2 separate regions of the Homo sapiens genome follow, and region 1 is linked to region 2. Evidence: chromatin loops called from intact Hi-C (ENCODE). Cell type or tissue: endothelial cell of umbilical vein. All regions are shown on one strand. Links, peaks and the distances in the headings refer to the core of each region. The heading gives the core; the rest is flanking DNA.

The links. A loop is a pair of places that touch in the nucleus more often than their neighbours do. Peaks named below come from ENCODE experiments on the same cell type or tissue, not always from the same donor. Only the 100,000 strongest peaks of a DNase experiment are listed, where the experiment ranks them.
Region 1: it touches region 2 in a loop (9-fold over the local background); 1 of 110 quality-filtered maps calls a loop at or near these places.

What each region holds. Positions count from the first base shown.
Region 1 is chrX:120,791,558-120,801,827 of GRCh38, forward strand. No RefSeq gene overlaps it. Among named protein-coding and RNA genes, the nearest start is that of CT47B1, 79 kb to the right of the region's middle. In endothelial cell of umbilical vein, for the core only: no CTCF peak of the experiment used is centred there; DNase peaks (open chromatin) are centred at 5,794 and 6,144; H3K27ac peaks cover 3,882 bases.
Region 2 is chrX:120,732,178-120,742,447 of GRCh38, forward strand. It overlaps the pseudogene GLRX5P1. Among named protein-coding and RNA genes, the nearest start is that of C1GALT1C1, 110 kb to the left of the region's middle. RefSeq lists an enhancer at 4,310-5,509. In endothelial cell of umbilical vein, for the core only: no CTCF peak of the experiment used is centred there; DNase peaks (open chromatin) are centred at 2,734 and 5,054; H3K27ac peaks cover 3,559 bases.

The DNA of each region.
Region 1 (10,270 bases), core at 3,200-8,199, 60 kb after region 2:
CTCAGCAGTGTTCATAGTCTTGGAGGAAGAAACGTTCCCCCATTTCCCAGAAGGCTGATTTTCCATCACCTTGCCACTTCCCAACTCATTCCAGAGAACTTATCCCTCCTCAACTCCTGAAGGACCCTTTTTTTTTTTTTTTTTTTTTTGAGATGGAGTCTCACTCTGTCACCCAGGCTGCTGGAGTGCAGTGGCATGATCTTGGCTCACTGCACCCTCCACCTACGAGGTTCAAGCGATTCTCCTGCCTCAGCCTCCTGAATAGCTGAGATTACAGTTGCGCGCCACCACACTGGCTAATTTTTGTATTTTTAGTAGAGAACGGGTTTCACCATGTTGGTCAGGCTGGTCTCGAACTCCTGACCTCATGATCCACCCACCTCAGCCTCCCAAAGTGCTGGGATTACAGTCATGAGCCACCATGCACAGCCAAGGACCTTGTTTCCATACATAAAGAGGTTGAAGGTCTGGACCTTTTAGTCTGACACCTTCAACCTCTTCCTTACCTTGATGCTTCCCCTCTGCTTTCCTGCAAGTGAGGTAGTTAAGAGCAATAGTTTTGGAGGCCAACATACCATAGCCACTTGCTACCTGTCTGACATTAGGCAAGATCCTTTATTTCTCTGAGCCTCAGTTTCTTTGTTATTATTTTTTGTTTTATTTTAAATGAACAAATAACAATTGTATATATTGTATATTTATAGGACACAATGTGATATTTTTATACATGTTAATATTGTGAAATGATTAAATCATGCCTATTAACAAATCAGTCACCTCATATACTTTTTTTGTGGTGAAAACATTTCAAACCTATTCTTTTAGAAATTTTGAAGTATACGATGTGTTATTATTTATTATAGTCACCATTTGGTACAATTGATTACTAGCAATACCTACCTTGCTGTGTTTTGTGATTAGTAAATGAAGTACTATATGTAAGGCAACTAGCACTTTGTAGGAGCAAAGTAATCTATAGCTGCTGCTGTTAATTTTGTTGTTATTACTATTCTACTTGTTGCCGGCCTGCTCTCATCTCACTCTCCTCCCTTTAACTGTTCAATATTTTGAATGACTAGGTTATCCTTATATTCATTTACATTTACCATTTACTCACTATCCATTCCCTCTTGTTTTGGCAATTATATTTTAAATTCCAAAGGTTCTTCTTGTTCTCTGTTTTTTTGCTTGTAATATCTTGTCCATATTTTATTTCATTTTTTTTTTGAGGCAGAGTTTCGCTTTTGTTGTCCTGGCTGGAGTGCAATGGTGAGATCTTGGCTCACTGCAACCTCCACCTCCCAGGTTCAAGCAATTCTTCTGCCTCAGCCTCCTGAGTAGTTGGGATTACAGACACCTGCCACCACGCCCAGCTAATTTTTTGTATTTTTAGTAGAGATGGGGTTTCACTATGTTGGCCAGGCTGGTCTCGAACTCCGGACCTCAGGCCATCCACCCGCCTTGGCCTCTCAAAGTGCTGGGATTACAGGCGTGAGCCACTGTGCCCAGCCTATCTTGTCAATATTTCATAGATGCAAAGATCATTTCAAACTAGTCTGAAGAAAATAATTAGAATTTAAAAAAATCTCCATTGTTCCTAGAATTATTTTTATTCTAGGGTCTTTTTATGTTTTCTGCTTGTTTCTGTTTGCTCAATTATCCTCTCTTCTCTGATTATTGACATTTTATCTACTTTTTCTAGGTCCAGTTCAAATGACATATCCACTATGATGTCATCCTTAATCCCCATAGTTGGAAGCAAATACTCCCTTCTCTTCTTCACTTCTATAACCCCTGGTTTGCACTTTTTTTTTTATTACATAGCACCATATATTGTATAGTTAAATGTTTGTTTTTGTGTTTCAGTTTGACATTCTCCTTGGAATATAAATTCCTGAGGTCCAGGACTGTGCTATACATGCCAACCACTCTGTGTGTGTTCAGTACTGGGCTCCCTGCCTTTGTAGGGACACAGAAGGATCTTGCTGGCCATCAATACAGTGTGAGAATCATGAAACTTAAGTAAGAATGTCCAGTAGATCAAAGATTGAAGTAGTAGAGAACACAGTGGATCTTTTCTATAAATCTTTGCAAGTTGGCCTTGGGTTGAGACGAGTAAAGTGGAGACTTGCCTGAAGTGAGAGCTGGACATGACTTTTTGTGATTCTATAGAGACAATGGCTGTGGGCCCTGTGAGACTGCATTGCTGGGATACCCTGTCCCCCTGTAGCAAATGGCCAATAGCTTCAAAGTAGATGTGTGTCAGCATGGAGCTAAGTTTGGTTTCAGTAGTGGGTTTGGACTGTGTCAGGATTTCTTCAGGGGGGATTAACTCATGTCTGAATATTTTAGCCCAAACTTCTCAGCAGGAAATTCCTTCACAGTAAACATCATGTTACAAATGAAAAGGTTGTCTCTCTTTTTGTCCAAAGCCTGTCAATCTCACACATATAATACAAGGTCAAGGCGAAGGCTTGACTGATCTGACCAGTAAAGATACAATGAACCACTTTTAGATTTAGACAGTTTATTATTTACATAGACAGCTGAAAGCAGAATAAGCCTTAAAGTGCCAGATCCCTGTGATCCTTGTCCCATACGCTACAAAGGATGACATGGAAAGAAAAGAGGCTGGATGACTGCATTGCACACTGTGGGATACCCCATTGCTGAGGAGCCTATTCCAGGGTGCCTCCAAGCAGTTTTATGTTCTGTAGCTTTGTATTCACCATAATACGTAATAATATAAATTTATATTTATAACTTTTATTTGTATTTTATATTTATATAAAATTTATATTTTATAAATTTAAATGTACATTTATGTATTATACATAAAAGCAGTTTTATGTTCTAAGGGGGGCATAGCAGAAAACCCCATACCTCATCAGAATCAGGCAGGTGATGAGAAACGATCTCATTGCAGCCCCTCCAGGAGAGGGAGGGAAGTGAGTGAGAGACTTCCTCGTAGCAGCTCCTTATAGGCTTCTAGTCCTCTAATGTTCCAGAAATAGCACAATGCGTTCCACCAAGACTCAGTCTGTGGTTCAGCCTTTGCCTGCATGCTCTATGTGGATGTGTGGTAAGGTCATCAGGATTCCATGGCAGAGCCAGTTTCCTACAATGCCATTCCTTCTTTGATACCTAGTCACGTGTTGACTGATAGTAACTTTGGTTTCTACATGCTGAAGACTTCTGACAACCTCCCCCTCACACCCCTGCTTCTCTAGAGTCAGAGCTTACCTATTTCCAACAAAACTATTTATAGAATTTGCCCTTATTCTTATTGTTCACCCTGTTCCTTATCCTTCCTAATCAAGTTTGGCTGATTCACTTCCTTGCTTTCTCATACAGGGTTCTTTCATCACAAGAAACATCTAAGAAACTTCCTGATCAGGACAGGAATTGGCTTCTAAATCTGGGTCTCTATGAGCCTAGCACTTCTAGTTTTTTTCTTTTTCTCACTTTGTCCTATTTGGTTTCTGCAGGTCTTCAGGATTCTGTATGTGTGTGTGTGTGTGTGTGTGTGTGTGTATGTGTGTGTGTGTGTGTATGTGTGTGTATATATATGTATATATACATATATATACACACACATACACACACACACACACATATATACACACACACACACACACACACATATATATATATGTCTTGACCAGAGGCCTTTCCCTACCCTTTGTTAGGGAATCCTTAGTGTACCTTAGAGTATCTTAGAGTACCAGATGGATTTGGGCTGTGAAGACTGAAAGCCTACAGCTTTTCACCTTCTTGCCTTGACCTTGAGTTCACATGTGCCTCTTGATCCCTGGCAACCTCCTTGCCTAGGTACTAACCTATTGCCTAGTCTAAGCCCTTACTTTAACATATTGCTGGCTCTCTGGATCCTGGCTTTCTGCCCTGGATCTTCCTGCCTATGTCCTTAGTACTAGGAGATTTCATAAAACCACATATTGAAAGAATGTCATATGTGGCCAATTTCAGTGAGGCCAAAACCAGCGCTGTGATAAAACACCACACCACTATGGTTGCATTATTGGGTCAGTACCAGTACTATGAGGTAGGATTTTCTCTTTCCGTGAGCTACTATGATGTAGTATTTCCTCTTTCTGTTAGATACTGCAGTTGGGGCTGTTGAAAGTAAGTAGAATTTACTCTAGCTCTGCTCCCTTGGAAGTCATACCCAGGCAGACAGTACTTAGAACAGGGGAGCTTGGTATGAAGAATCACCAGGGTGCTTGCTCCTTCTACTATGAATGAATGGGTTAGTGGTGAGTCTTGCTGGGAATGGCCCTCTTGAGCAATATTTTAAAAAATATAATAATGCGGCATTCAGTTATGGTTGGGGTGGAGTGTAGGGACTCAGTCATTCATCTATCCAGTCATTTATTCAACAAATATGTATGGTTTCTTACGGATTAGGCACTTTTCTAGACTCATCTGTGAATGAAATAGATACAATTCTTGCCCTCATGAAATTCTAGTTGGTGGTATGGAGGGGCAAAAACATTAAACAAGTAAGAGACAAATATGATGAGATGAAACCAGGTGCTGACAAGGGTTATAAAGAAAATACATTGTCAATGTGCTAGAGCAGACATGCGTTAGATAAGAAAGGCCTGTCTGAGACAGGAGTGTGTAATTTATGTGAAGATCAGGAGGAATAGCTTTCTAGGCAAAAGGAGCAGCTACTACTGAGGCAATGAGTAGGGACTTAGCATTCTAGGCTGAGGGAATACAAGTAAAGCCATGGAGGCTCAGATAATCTTTGCTAAGGGGTGTAGTGGTAGGTTTTGGATGGGGAGGAGGTGGCACTGTGAGGACTTCTTAATTAGACTTTTTTAAATGAACTGTCCCCCAAACACATAAGGACTCAATAGCTTTCAGGCCCCTTGACCAAAAGAAGACATTGTCTGAAATGGAGGTTTTTATAGCCTCTGACACCCATTCTGATGTTCATGAGTTGGCAGAGATGATTGTGAATCCATTTTTAGGATGCAGGAAAGCATGACTTTTTTGCATACATTCTCTCTTCCTTTCTTCTTCATATACACCCAGTGAAAAAATTGGACAGATTAAATCACACTAAAATGTTAGTGAGTGTGTATAATCCCTCCTATGAGTAGTTGCCCTTTTAAGAAGACTCCAGAGAAAAAGAAACAAATATAGGAAAGGATAAATGAAATGACTGAATTCTTAATATTAGAATTTCAAACCCTTGGCCAGCCAAGTAAATGAAAAATCCCCTTTAAGTTTGTTGGCATCTTTCACCTACAGATTCATGAGGTCAGGGAACACTCTCGGATATTCAATTAGATTTCTTTTTTAAAAAAATTTTATTTTATTATTATTATACTTTAAGTTTTAGGGTACATGTGCACAATGTGCAGGTTAGTTACATATCTTTTTTGTTTTTGATTTTATTTTAAGTGCCAGGGTACATGTGCAGGATGTGCAGGTTTGTTACATAGGTGTATATGTGCCCTGGTGGTTTGCTGCACCTATCAACCTGTCACCTAGGTATTAAGCCCCATATGTATTAGCTATTTTTCCTGATGCTCTCCTCACCCTGCTCTCCCGCGACAGGCCCCATTGTGTGTTGTTTCCCTCCCTGTGTCCATGTGTTCTCATTTCAACTAGATTTCTTATTAGCATTCCTTCTCTGTCTCAGATCTGGAGGTATTCCAGATGTATGCACAGCAGCCTCTGGGAACTATCTGCATTTTCCATCTGCTGCTGGAGTCCATTTTCTTGAACTTTGGTTTCCCGCCTGAAGACAGGAACAATCTCTGCCCTTCCCCTCCCCATAATGAGCTTGGAAGGCTGACAGAGAAGATTAAGATCATTGCCATCAAGTTTTATCTGCTGTAAGCAAAAACAGGAAACCAAGAAAGAAAGGCGCAGCATAGCAATAGCTTTTGAGTGGGTAAGATGGGTGAAGTTTTTCTTAAATCCTCTTTCCCGTGTACCTTCCCACCCACATGTTCTTAGTCAGATTTATTTTTTGCATATTAGTTTCTGAGGATGACAAGAAACTTGCCCTTTTCTTAACTGTGATTTTCAGAAGCAGATTATCCTGCACTTAGTTGAGACCTCTTACCAATTCCTTGGAATAAATAATACCCTGGGCTCAGGAAGTGGGTGTTGAATAGAAATTTTATGACTCATAATGGAGTGTCAAAATAGCACTGCTGATGTATGTATGGGTCCCTTATCAATTTTGGAAATGACACTGGGTAGAGCCATATTTTCCTCTTGCATGGAAGTGCTCTGACTAAGGGAAAGTTCTTGATTTCTGCACTGTTTGGCATCTCTTGATATTTAAAAGTCCCACATTGAATGGTGGCTTTTCTCAAAGGTGACTTGGGTTTGGCCTAGAAAGAGAGCTGTTCTCAGAGGAGGGGCCAGAGCATTTCCCCCAGGAGGGGCAACCAGAACCTAAGCTGCCAGGATGAAGGGAGAAAGATTGACATTTCCCTGGCTTATGCCTTGAGGTACTTGTTTCCAAAGAAGGCTGAGGTCAGGATTGTATGCTTTTCCTAGAGTAGGCTGTAAGTTCTCTCATGATATCAAGCAGTTAGTTGACATTCCCAGGTCTCAGGCCTTTCCTTTTCTCTCTCCCCTGCTGGAGGAAATAAAAAGTGGTTCTTTCACAGGGCCCATGGGTCTGAGGGGAGCCTTCCCTTGAGCTCAGCCCTTCTCTTAGGATAGCACCTCAATGACCACACTCAGCATGGGCCCTATTAGTGTAGTTTTCTCATTAATGATTGTTTTGCAGTAATGAGGTTCTATGATATGCCTGTTGGATTGTTTGTGCTCCATGTTGATACCACTCAAACAACAAATATTTGATAACATTTGTTAATAATAATATGAATAATAATAATGATACAGTGGGGCACTTGAAAACAATATGAAATATATTCCTGCTCTTCATGAGTTCAAGAACCAGTTGAGGAGATAGAAAACCTGGCATAAATAGAGAAAAACAAGACAGCGTAGAATGAGATGGCAGATTGCACAGAATGAGATGCTAGATTGTGTAATTTAGTCTATAGGGATTCGAGGGGAAGAGCAGGGAGAAGCAATGTCAGGATGGCAAAGCTAGGAAAGTCTTCCAAGAGGATGCAGGGCTTAAAGGGTGACTAGAACTTGGTGGGGTGAAGACAAGTAAGGGGATATGTGGCAGAAGTGCCAGCAAAGGTATGGAGACAGAAACTGACTGCCGTATATATACACAGAGAATAGGCAGTGATGGTTTAGCAAAGTCGATATTCTGAAGTGGGATATTCTCATTGAGGGGTTGTGGGACTGGAAGACTGTAAAGGCATGGTGAGGCCAGGTAATGAACATCTCAGAAGCCAGATATTTGATTTGAACTGTTTTTATTAGGCTCTTTTGTTTGCAAGTGATAGAGACACTTTCGAGTCATCTCAAGTAAAGGGGTGGTGGGGTATTGTTAAAGAGCAGTAAGAAAGAAAGGTTTCAGGGGAAGCAAAGTCAGAAACCAGAGTGCAGAGGGACCTCATGGGAATTGTACTTGGCTTCATGGCAGCTTCAGGGACCTCAGCAGGGTTCTAAGACTTTTCACCCTAGAGTTCTGTCATTAAAATGGCTCAGCTCTACTTCCCCCTCACTACTGACTGCCTTAAGTGTTTTCCTCTGCCCAGGTTAGCTTTTGGATAGTTCCTAATTCCTATTTAATTTGTTGTTCCTGCTCCCTTATAATTTTGGTTTGCATGGCCTATCAAGCCTTCAGGTTTCTATCTTTTCCCTTATATTTCTGACTTTTTCATATTCCTCTCTAGGTATTCTTTCAGCTTCAGCTCCTACTTCTTTCATTTCTCTCCCTTTCTCTCTCTCCCTTCCTCCCTGTTTCTTTCTCTCTCTCTTTCTTTCTCTTCCCCCCCACCTCATATTTTTAGGGCAAATTCCTGAGAGAGAATCTGATTGCCCTAGTTTATATTTTTATACCTGGTTCTGTTTTAGATCACTGGCCAGAATGTAGATTGGTGGCCCTTGGGTCAGGAGCCTATCCTTGGTCCTTCACTGGGCTGGGGATGTGGATGTGAGGAAGTAACATCAGACAAATATATAAAATATTGGTCATGCACATAAATAGCAAACAGGCATATGAAAAGGTGCACAACATCACTAATCATCAGGAAAATGCAAATTGAAACTGCAATATTACCTCACACCTGTTACGATGGCTATTATCAAAAAGACAAGAGATAATAGCGTTGGCAAGGATGTGGAGAAAAGGGAATGCTTGCACACTGTTGGTAGGAATAGAAATTAATACAGCCATTATGAAAAGCAGTATAGAGGTTCCTCAAAACATTAAAAACAGAACTACCATGTGATCCAGCAATTCTACTTCTGAGTATGTGTCCCCTAAAAATAAAATCAGTATGTCATAAAGATATCTGCACCCCCATGTTCACTGCAGCATTAGTCACAATAGTCAAGATATAGGATCAACCTAAATGTCCATTGATAAATGAATGGATAAAGACAATGAATGAATACATAAAATGTGTGTGTACACACACACACACACACACACACACACACAAAATGGAATACTATTCAGGCATAAAAAGAAGGAAATGTTGTCATTTGTGACAATATGGATGAACTGGAAGACATTATGCTAAGTGAAATAAGCCAGTCACAGAAAGACAAATAATATACGATTTCACTTATATCTGGAATCTAAAAGAGTCAAATTCATAGAAACAGAAAGTAGAATGGTGGTTGTCAGGGGCCGGATGGTGGGGGAGATGGAGAGATGCTGATAAAAAAGTACAAACTTACAGTTATAAGATGAATAAGTTCTGGGAATCTAATGTATAGTGTGGGTGATGGATGTGTTAATTTGAATGTGATCATCATTATACAATATAAATGTATATCAAATCATCACATTGCACATCTTGAATATATATCATTTTTGTTAATTAAATATTTTAAAATAAAAAAGGAGAGATTGGTTATAGAGGAAGTGATGGATTCAGAATATAGGTTCAGGCAGTGAGAATGGAGAGGAAAGATTAGATATGAAACATATCTCAAAGAAAATAATTTGGAAGAGTCAGTATCTTACTGGCTACAGTTAGAGAGAGGAAAATAAAAGATAAATCACACAATGTCAAGGTCTAGATGACTAGGAGAATGATAAGGTAAAAAATAAGGTCTCCTGGACAGAGAGTTAATTTAGGGGAGAGACAGTAAATTCTGTTTTTGCCATGTTGAGTAAAAGTCAACAGTGGATTCGATTGGACATCACTGTTTTGTCCTTAACTTTGTGACCTCCCTTTTTCCAAAACTTGCTAAGGCGATTTAAGCCAGGGGCTATAAGTGTGTGGAGAGTTTCTCTGAAAAGGTCCACTTTAGTCATTTTTTCCTTCACCTTTAAATAGCTAATTGGCCCCATGGAGCAATGGTTTCTATCAGGACAATAAGTAAACAAGGCAGATGTGAGGAGGCCTTTCCAGCCCTGTGTGAGCCTGATTCTGTTTTGGTTACTGTTTTCAGAATCTTCAGAAGAGAGAAAATGAGTAAAGATGTAAGGAAATGAGGCAAAGCAATGGAAAAACAGCCTTGAGCAAGGTAAAAATAAGCTACATAATTTACAGCTGTTACATACCCATTTTGAGAATAGCAGTTCAGAGGAACATGCCAAGTAGAGTGCATACAAGCATTTGACAGAGACCCAGTTGGACACTTTATAGAAAGGGTACTTGAGCTCACAGGTTTGGAGAAAGCACAGAACAGCTGGGCCTTAGGAAGTACAAGGTAACCTCTGCAACCTTGGTGTTGGCCTTAGGGACTAAAACTAGAGGCTCAAAAACTGTCGGGACCTTCTCTTCTTGTCTTTGCTTTTCCCTCTGTGTTGGCTTCATTCTCTTCTGTTGAAGGCAGGATTCTCCGTATGGTGCTAGACATGGCTGCTGCTAGCTCCGAGCTCACATCCTCAAGGCACTTTGACCAGAGAAGAAGGGGTTCTTCCTTGCCAGCTCCAGTCCAAGAAAACCTGGGGAAGAGCTCTGATTGGTTTGTCTTGAGTCATGTGACTAGCGCCAGAGTAATCACTATGGCCAGGCGGGTGGGGTCCTATCCATGGCCAGTTTTGGAGCAAGTGTTCACTTCTCAGCCAATTACTATGGCCATGGATGTAAACTCATGTGAAAAGGATGGTAGCTGTGATTTTGACCACATGCTTAGGGCTGGAGAGGAGGAACAGCAGTTCACCAAAAGAAGG
Region 2 (10,270 bases), core at 2,166-7,165:
CTATAAAAGGGCAACATGAGGGATCCTTGTGGTGATGGAACCATTCTGTATCTTGACTGTATCAATGCCAATATCCTGGTTGTGATACTGTATGGTGTTGCAAGACACTGTCATTGGGGGAAACCGGGAAAATGGTACATGGTTTCTCTTTGCAGTATTTCTTACAACAACTGCATGAAAATCTGTATCTAAGGTAACAAGCATAATTTAAAAAAAAAACCTCTTTTCTCTTATAGCATGGGATTTCAGTGTCAAAAATGTGGAGCACTTCTCCCGTGTGTGTTTGTGTGTGTGTGCGTGTGTGTGTCTGTGTGTGTACATACCACTCCTATGCCAAGAGTCTGCATATCCGTGTTTTTACCTGTCTCTAAAGTAGAATATCTGCTGGTGTCCACATGTGATAATAATTGCCTTTTATATTGTGTGCCATAGATATTACGGATGTCCTATGACGTTGTTATAAAAATTCTGCTGATGACTCACTCTGCTTTCTCTAAGTCACTTTGTCATTGATATTGTGCCTGGTTTTATAAGCTTCTTGGCAATGAAGTGATTTGTACTTGTTTTGCCAAGAGGTCTAATAACGTTGAATGAAACCCCCATAGCTTTTATATCTTCCCTGCCTTCGTCACAATATTCATCAACTTCATACAGCAAAGAATTACTTCGTGCTTGCTTTCAAAATATTCAATTGGTTTATCACAGGGTTAACTGTACTTTGATTAATAATTATGTAAAAGCGGCCGTGGGCCGAGGAGAGCTCTAGGTGGCCAGCCAAAGACCTGGGGCGTCGTGGGCTTCGGCGAGCATGCAGGGATGAGCGGGTCCCTCGGCCGAGCGGCGGGCTCGGGTGCGGGCGGTGGTGTTTCAGGGGAGCGGCTGGACGCACTGGTGAAGGACAAAGTGGTTGTCTTCCCTCAAGGGGACGGCGGAGCAACCCCAGTGCGGCTTCAGCAACGCCATGGTGCAGATCCTGTGGGTGCACGGCGTCCGCGACTATGCGGCCTACGAAGTGCTGGACGACCCCGAGCTGCGACAAGGCATTAAAGACTATTCCAACTGGCCCACCATCCCGCAAGTGTACCTCAACGGCGAGTTTGTGCGGGGCTGTGACATTCTTTTGCAGATGCACCAGAATGGGGGTCTGGTGGAAGAACTGAAAAAGCTGGGGATCCACTCCGCCCTTTTAGATGAAAAGAAAGACCAAGACTCAAAGTGAGGGCGCCCGGGTCCTCCCTGAACAGAGGGAGCCGTTCGTGTCAGAGACTCACTGCCAGAAAAACCTTACCGATTTTGGTTTTCACTACTGAGACAACTGCGTTGCACTGATCATTTCCGTTCGTGAGCAGTCGGGTGATTTTAGGTTGTCTGGTGTTTGGGCTAATAAGATTTTATTGTGAGCTTAATTACAACCACTGCACTGTAATAATTCAATGCTGTATTATGATATTGCTGTAAACAAAATTTGTTCTTATATTGCCATTTATTTTTTGCCTGATTCAGGAGTTAAACTAGGAGCTTTGGAATCATTATTCATGACCCCTCTGCAAATATGTCAGTCTGCAAAGACAATATCTTCCCCCAAATTATGTATAGCTTCTTCCGTTATGGAAAACGATGGACAAAGAAGAAACTGTGATAACTGGGTTTTTTTTTTTTTTTAAATAAACTGCCAACACAGGAAGAAAGTTATGTAAAAGCTTTGATGACTTCGTGCTACAATTTGATACATTTTATTATAAAGAGCATGCTGGAGACTGGGGCAAATGGATGGCAGGTCTAATAAAATCAAATTTTCAGACATTTATCTTCTTACTTCATATTTGCATTTTCGACTGCTTATATGATATTGTCACACACACACAGGCTTATTTTTATTGTTACTTTAATATTCGACAAACCTTTTTTCCTTAGTAAAGTTTATTTTTCCAACATAAAAGTAATATAAAACTTGGAAAATACAGCAAAATAAAAAGAGGAAAAATCAACATAATTTTACTGCCCCAAAAATCCCATTGACTTTTTTTTTTTTTTTTTTCCTTGAGACGGAGTCTCGCTCTGTCGCCCAGGCTGGAGTGCAGTGGCGCTGTCTCGGCTCACTGCAAGCTCCGCCTCCCGGGTTCACGCCATTCTCCTGCCTCAGTCTCCTGAGTAGCTGGGACTACAGGCGCCCGCCACCACGCCCGGCTAATTTTTTTTCGTATTTTTAGTAGAGATGGGGTTTCACCGTGTTAGCCGGGATGGTCTCGATCTGCTGACCTTGTGATCCGCCCATCTCGGCCTCCCAAAGTGCTGGGATTACAGGCGTGAGCCACCGCGCCAGGCCCTGATAGAGATTTTGTTCATTTTTTTAAATTTGTTTGCTTTGTTGATAGCTTGAGAGACCTTCACATTTCCATGTACCTGAGTCATCAAAATTTCTAAATCTGGTGGGTTCTTCACCCTAGAGTCCCAAGAGTGCCATAAGATACATCCTGGCATGGCAGTGGCCAGAGGGGCTGGTCTGGAAAGGGTGACAGAGGCCCTGATGTCTCAGGGAAAAGCACTCAGCATGAACCAGTAATCTGCACAAGGGTCGACCTAGTCCAGAAAGAACTTTTCCTGGGCTCGGTTCCCACCCTGGTGGTCACATCGCCGTGACTCAGCAGGAAGAGGCCTCCCCAGAGCCCAGGTCTCTCACAGTTAAGTGTTGTCAGAGGCTGCCGCGTGGGCCAGCAGTCCATCTCATTGGGTTAGCAGCAGCATTCCAACCCACAGGATTTGTTCACAGGCTGGAATGCTGGCCTCAGGGCTGGGCAGTGGCACTTCCTCCACTTGGTCCTGATGCTTGCAGTGATACCCTGTGGTGGTGCCATAAATCAGCTCTGCTCTGTGCTTTCCCAGAGAGATTTCCAAATGAATTGCCCTCCAAGCAGGCAGCGTGAGATACCTCCTTTCAGATGTCATGAACTAGATGGAATTTTGTTTTTACTAGAGGGGGGTAAATAGCAATGCCAGGCTATGATGTTGGAGTCTATTCAGTTTGCCTCACTTGACCCACATGTCAGTTATGAGCTAAACCTCACAGGCTGTCTCCTCAGGGTTAGTGGTTATTTTTCCTCAGCTAGAGGGAAGAACAAAGGAATGGAGCCCAGATGCACCAGAATGGGGACCTGGTGGAAGAACTGAAAAAGCTGGGGATCCGCTCCACCCTTTTAGATGAAAAGTAAGACCAAGACTCAAAGTGAGGGTGCCCGGGTCCTCCCTGAACAGAGGGAGCTGTTCGTGTCAGAGACTCACTGCCAGAAACTGTCACAGCAGCTGCAGGTTTGCACACCCAGTGCTTGACATTAGGCAAACCCCCTCATTTCTCGGGGTCCTCGACCTCCTCAAAAGTTTTTTCTTTTTTTTTTTTTTTTTTGAGACAGAGTCTTTCTCTGTTACCCAGGCTGGAGTGCAGTAGCATGATCTCGGCTCACTGCAACATCTGCCTCCTGGGTTCAAGTGATTCTCTTGCCTCAGCCTCCTGAGTAGATGGGATTACAGGCATGTGCCACCACGCTTGGCTAATTTTTGTATTTTTAGTAGAGATGGGGTTTTACCATGTTGGTCAGGCTGGTCTCAAACTCCTAACCTCAGGCAATCCACCCACCTCGGCCTCCCAAAGTGCTGGAATTACAGGCGTGAGCCACCGCACCCAGCCGGAAGTTTATTCTCTTAACTGGAGCTCAAGACTTCAAGACCAGTCTGGGCAATATGGCTAAACCTGGTCTCCACAAAAAAATACCAAAGGTATCCAGGTGTGGTGGTGAATGCCTGTAGTCCCAGCTACTTGGGAGGCTGAGGTGGGAGGATTGCTTGAGCCTGGGAGGTGGAGGTTGCAGTGAGCCAGGATCGCACCACTGCACTCCAGCTTGGGTGACACAGCAAGATCATGTCTCAAAAAAAAAATACATAAGGATGGTTAAGAATGTAATTTGACAAAAAGAATGTAATGTGATTGCTGTAAAAAATCATAATTAGCCTTACATCTCAAATATGTGGAAGGTATGTAAAGAAATAATATTATTGCTTTTTCCTCTGTCACTGGCTAGGTTTCTGGGAATGATCAGTGGCCCTGGATCACCCAGAGTCCATGCACCACACTTTGAGAAACAGTGCGTAAGGGAAAAGTATATGCTATGCTTTAAACACATTTATTAATACATTAAGTTTGATTCTATTTAAATTGGTTGAACTTTATTATACTTGATCATGAAGTTTCTATCATGGGTAAAAAATTATGACAAAATAGATGCTTTTTACTGATAGTTTGGCATCTTCCTTAATAATAGACCTGTAGCCAGGGTGAGGATGTCCAGCTAGGTACTTACGTACATTTTCCAGCCCGCTTTGTGGTCTGGTGTGGCTCTGAGACCAGTGAAATGTAAGTAGGAGTGATGTGTGCTTTTTCTAGGCCCAGCTCTTTAAACTTTGCACATGTGCTTCTCTTTACTTTTTTCCTCTAACAGAAGAAATATGGATGTGCCCATAGCACACATTACTCAGCTTTGAAACTGGCAGATAAGGCTGTTGCCTTACAGAAGGGCAGAGAAACATGAAGGAATCAACCCAAGTCCATGAGTGACTGAATGAGTTGAGTAGGCCACCTATGTGCTCTGGACTGTCAAGTGGAGAGAAACTTGACAAGTGGTGAGTTCTTTGACTCCCTGTACTATTGGGTTTTTATATTATAGAGGCTTAGCCCTTTAAGCCTGATAAAGCCAGGGAAACTTGGAGGTCTGAAAGCTCCGATTGGTAGCTTGTGGGGAAGAGTGGCTCTTGGTGGCACAGGACAGGTGGGAAGGAAAAGGGAGTCAGGATTTGGCACAAGACTACCAACCATGGTAGGTGGGTATGGCAAGTGCGTGTCCAGTTGATTTCTAAGGATGATTTTGGTGGTACTGCCAGGTAGGGGAGATAAGAAATAAGGAATAAGCTTGGTTGTGAGTCATACAGAAGTGTAGTTTTCTTATGAGAAAGAATAACTGAGTCAGGGGAAATGGTACCACTTAGTCATCCAGTTTAGGATTAGAGAGAAATGAAATCAAGGGAGCCACATCAGGCATAGGTCATCTCTGGGTCACCTCATGCAGGATCCAGGGAAGTGACACTTCTAAGCTTCCTGAAGGGTCCCTGGGGCTCTTGCTACTTTTCCTACTTTAGTCATGATTAGCATAAAAACTGTGGTGGAACTGTGGTGGCTTCATTAGTGGCTTCAGCTGTAAAGACTTGAAGCTGGAACAAATCAGAGATAAATCTTATTTACCTCACTTATTTACCTTTCATCTACATATGATTTAGTGCCTCAGCCACTGCTAGGGTACCTTTCTGTAAACTGGAAAAAGTGCTCCTTTTTGGGTTGGGGGCATGGCCTAGCAAGCACATGTATCAAACTAGGAAAGGAAAGCATTACTTGGTGAGTACAGTGCAGTATGGATTTCAGCCCCCATTCACCTCCATGACTGGGTATCCTTTGTGCAGTGAACAACATGCACAACTGTACATGGTGGCCTTGCAGACTACCAGAGGCACAGTGAGCATGAAGAGTGAAGTTGGAGAGTAAAGAAACAATTCAAATGTAACCTGCTGGCCAGAGGTACTTATAGGAAAGGCAAAAGAGAAGCAAAAGGTGAAGGGTGATTTAAGAACAGTTTTAAACTTAATATCTGAAGGGCCATCCCCAAATAGACAATATACTTTCTTGTATCTTTACCTTTGCTCATGCTGTTCCTCATCTGAAGTATCCTCTCTGGTTATATGATTCCTACACATACTCCAAAGCTTACTTCTAGACTTAACCTTTCCAAAAAGCCTTCCGTGAACTCTGTAGCTTACAAAGATCCCTCCCTCCCTCTTTACACTAAACTCTGACCATACTGCACTTAAGTTTCTGCCTTACATCATGCTCAGTGATTAGCTGGCCTGCTTTCCTTTTTGGCTGATTACTTCGTTTCTGAAACCATCTCTTGTGCCCCCCCCCCCAATAGCTATGGGAGTTTATTGAACTTAGTATTTATACATCAGTCTCTCCTCAGTGGATTCTAAGCTCTGTCAAGGCAGGGACTGTGGGTTTTAAAAAAATTTCTATCCCCAGCCAGCACAGGGCTCAACAAGTGTTTGTTGAATAAACAAATGGGCAATCCATGCTCAAAAAGATGTCTATTTGTTTGAGTGACCGAGAGCCTGGAAAATTTCTTCTCCAGTCCCAAACTATGTTTTTATTCAGGGAACCTCCGCTAAGCTCCCCACAGCAGGGTATGGGGACCACTTGTGACCAATTAACTTAAAATCTTTCCCCTGTTCAGACACTATTTTAACAAATCCTTGCAGTAGAAAGAGCACTGTGCTCATTGGGTGGTTCTAGTTCAGTTCTGATACTAACTAGCCATGTGACTTTGAGCAAATTGAAATCACCTGCCTGGCCAGCCTTAGTTTCCTATACTGTAAAATGAAAAAGTAGCTTTAATAGTCTGCAATGTTGTAAAGCAACATGATAAACAATGTGGTAATTGAGCTGAACTGTGAAAATATATTCATATCCATGGTAATACCTAACTCCTATCCTAGCTCAGCTTGAAGCAATTTTTCTTCGGCAGTGAAACATTCATAAGATGTTTTATGCGCCCCATGACCAATAAACAGCTGTAGGAAACTTGGGGAAAATATAACTCTCCCTCTTGGCCTGTATAATTTTACTGTTGTTGTTGTTGTTAATGGGCAGCCACCACTTCTTCTCTCTCCTTCATGGGGCTTATTTGTTCATTCTATTTAGGGTTGGCAGGTTCATCAAATAAAAGTGCAATATGATTCCTTCATATTTGTTCAGCACTTCACAGGTTATGAGGAAGCAGGTTAATGTATTAGAATGCAGAATGGCAGAAATAGCCTTGCTATCTAAAGTGTGTCCCCCCAACTGATAGCATTAGCATTACCTTGGAGCTTCTTAGAAATTCAAACTCTGAATCCCACCCCAAACCTACTGAGTCAGAATCTGCATTTTAACAAGACCTGCAGGTGATCATGTGTACACTAAAATTTGAGAAGCCCTGGGCTAGTTCTAACTGCCTCCTCCATTTGCTCAACAGCTGTCCCTAAACTCTGGAGTAGGAAAAAGGGAGTAGAGTTGCCCAAAATATGAACTCTTCAATTGGCTCCTTCCTATATTGTAGGGACTATCACACATGTGGTGGTCTTACAGGGCAGTGCATAATAAACAGCAGATAATGTTAAGTTTTCTGTCAGGGCCATCTGCTCAAACAAAGTCAGAAACCACATCCAAAAAGAAACCACATCTGTAGTATGATGAAGGCACTATGTCTAGGCAAGGCTGGACCTGAGTCAAGTTGTCATCTCTGCCTGGTTGGGATATCTATGCCTGTGAATATTCTTGAACTCTCCCTTTTGGCTACAATTCTTCACTACAAGGTTCTCTCCCTTTTTCTTTCAGATACTGAGTGTCCTCCTCAACCAAAGTGAACATTTAGAAAGGCATGTACTCTACTGTAACATTAAGTACAGTAGGTGTTTCTCCTCACCTGGGCTCTATATTCTCAGTTCTTTGCAAACATCCTCTTAAAGGGATTTCATTCCCCCAAGTAGCTATTGGAATAGGGTATTTTGGAAGGGTCTGGGTCACATACTCCACCTAAGAATAAAGCCAGCTCTGCTTCTAGGCTCTCAGCCTCAGCCTTACCCATATTCTCAAATCTCTCCACTCGCTCAGCCTCTCATACAGTTGCCCTTCCTGCCTTCACAAGTCTCTGTCTCTTTCCACTTCTCTCCTCCCAATTCGGGTCAGGCTAGACTGAGGATGGCTAGACCTTAGAGATCGGCCAGAAATACAGAGACACGGAAGTGATCTGCAGATGTCAATGAAACCAGAATAGTAAGAAATCCAGAGAAGGAGGCATAGTGTGATACCAGTTGGTCTGATAAGAGGGGACTAGGAACTGGGATTCAGAGGCAAGAAAGACTTTAGTTCTCATGAGAATTAGGGAGTCAGTCTCAGCTCTGGGAACCTGACATGCTGACCAGGGATCTAGCAGAAAGGGAGAGTCATGACTGGGCACGGGTAATTGGCAAGAAACCAGGGACTGGACAGAGGTTCTGAGGTCAGAAAAGGGCCAGAAGCTGGGATAGATTTGGACCTATGGCTGGGGTTGGTGGCTCCAGGAGTGAAGGCTAGAGTCCTGTGCTGAAGTTCCACCATTTGTTTTATTCATTTGAGATATAGATTTCGCTTTATAGAGTGGAGGTTAAGAATGTTGGCTCTGGAGCTAGATGGCTGGGGTTCAATTCTGTCTTCATCTCTTACCAGAGGTTTGACTTTGGTAAGGCTCTTAATCTCCCTGTGCCTCATCTGAGGGATGCTGTGAGGCTCCAATGAGACAATGTATGCTAAATGCTTAGCAAAGCACTGGCCCACAGGACATCCTAGCTAAATGCTATGCATGATGATGGTTAGCCCTCGAACTCCATGCCTCCATTCCTCTACTCCTCAAATTCCCTTCTGGTCACTGGGACATGTTCCCTCTGCTTAAAACAGCTTTTTTCCCTTAACTCCTTTTCATCGTTTAGGCCTCAGTTCAGACCTCAGTTTCCATAGGGGTCCTTTCCCAGATGCTCTTGGAATGGGTGAGGGGTTCTTCCTTGTGCTCCTATAGCACTTACACTTTTTTTTTTTTTTTTAAGACAGAGTCTCACTCTGCTGCCCAGGCTAGAGTACAGTGGTATGATCTCAGCTCACCTCAACCTCCACCTCCCGGATTCAAGCGACTCTCCTGCCTCAGCCTCCCAAGTAGCTGGGATCACAGGCGTGCACCACCATGCCTGGATGATTTTTGTATTTTTAGTAGAGACTGGTTCTCACCATGTTGGCCAGTGTGGTCTCGAACTCCTTACCTCAGGTGATCCGCCTGCCTTGGCCTTCCAAAGTGCTGGGATTATAGGCATGAGCCACCGCACCCGGCCAGCACTTACACTTATACATCATGTATTGTAATTGCTCATTTCCTTGTCTGTGTCTCCCATTAGTCCCTCAGCTCTACAAGTTTGGGGATTGTATCAGTTTTTTCCACTGCTCTCTCAGTTTCGCTGACACACAATAGAAATTTATTAAATGTTTGTTGATTAAATGAATAAAATGGTGAGAGACTTCAAGCTTAGGTGCCTTGGGAGAGCCATAACCAGACAGGATTCCTCTGTTAAAGCTTAATCTATGAGCTGCTGACAATTGTAAAGCCAGAGCCCCAAGGCCTGCGGTCACTTTCAGATGATGTCCCTTTCGGGAGGTGTCAGTGAAACCCACCTGCCCACCACCTTGCCTGTCTGTTTTCTGTGTGCTGTGTGGGCCAAGTAGTACTGGGAGGAGCAGCTTTAAATCTGAAAGTGTCCTATACATTTTCCAAGCCTCTGTAGCAGTCACCATTTTTCCCAAGCTAGCTTGTGTAATAATGCCTGGAGGCTAGTAAACAATGAACAATCCAATACCTTTCAAAGCATCCTGGAAGTACAATATTTGTGCTCCTTCTGTGGCATGTAAATATGTCTTATATCATGCAACATGCTGCTTTTCTAAATATTCATAAAATCTTATCTTAAATTTCTTTTATTTTAATAAAATGAAAATCTCGGTCTGTCTTTGTGAGCAAAATGATGTTTCCACCAACAAAGCTACTGGAGCCAGGCTGGGGATTGCAGGCTGCAGCGGCTTGAAGAGATGGACTTAGAAGTCACAGGGGAAAGGCTGGACGATAATTCCCTCCTTCTTCCTCCTGAACTCTGCTGATTCCATGGGGAGCAATCAGAGAACATTCTTGGAGACCTCTAAGTGACTATCTCCATGCCTAGCCTCATGTAGAGACATTCTACACATTTCTCTAAAACTTGCAGATGGCCGAGTTCACCTGGGAAGAGTTCATTTTGTGTGAGAAAAGTGGACAATTAACCTAGGGCAAGTGAAAATTGGAGGCAGGGATATAGCCAGCTGCTCTTAACAGAAAAACTAGTCATGCGTTCTTATTGCATGTTTGGGGACTGGGGTTAGGGCCGGAGAGTTTGACTCTCATTAGACAATTTGAAAAAAGTACATTTTAGCTTGGGGGACCCTTATTTCTCACCCCTTTATCAGAGGATAATTTAGAGTCGCATATGGGGTCTCTGGGTAGGGTTTTGCTAAATTTGCTAATTTGCCAGATTTTGCAGATACAAATATAGGATGTCCACTTAAATTTGAGTTTCAGATAAACAA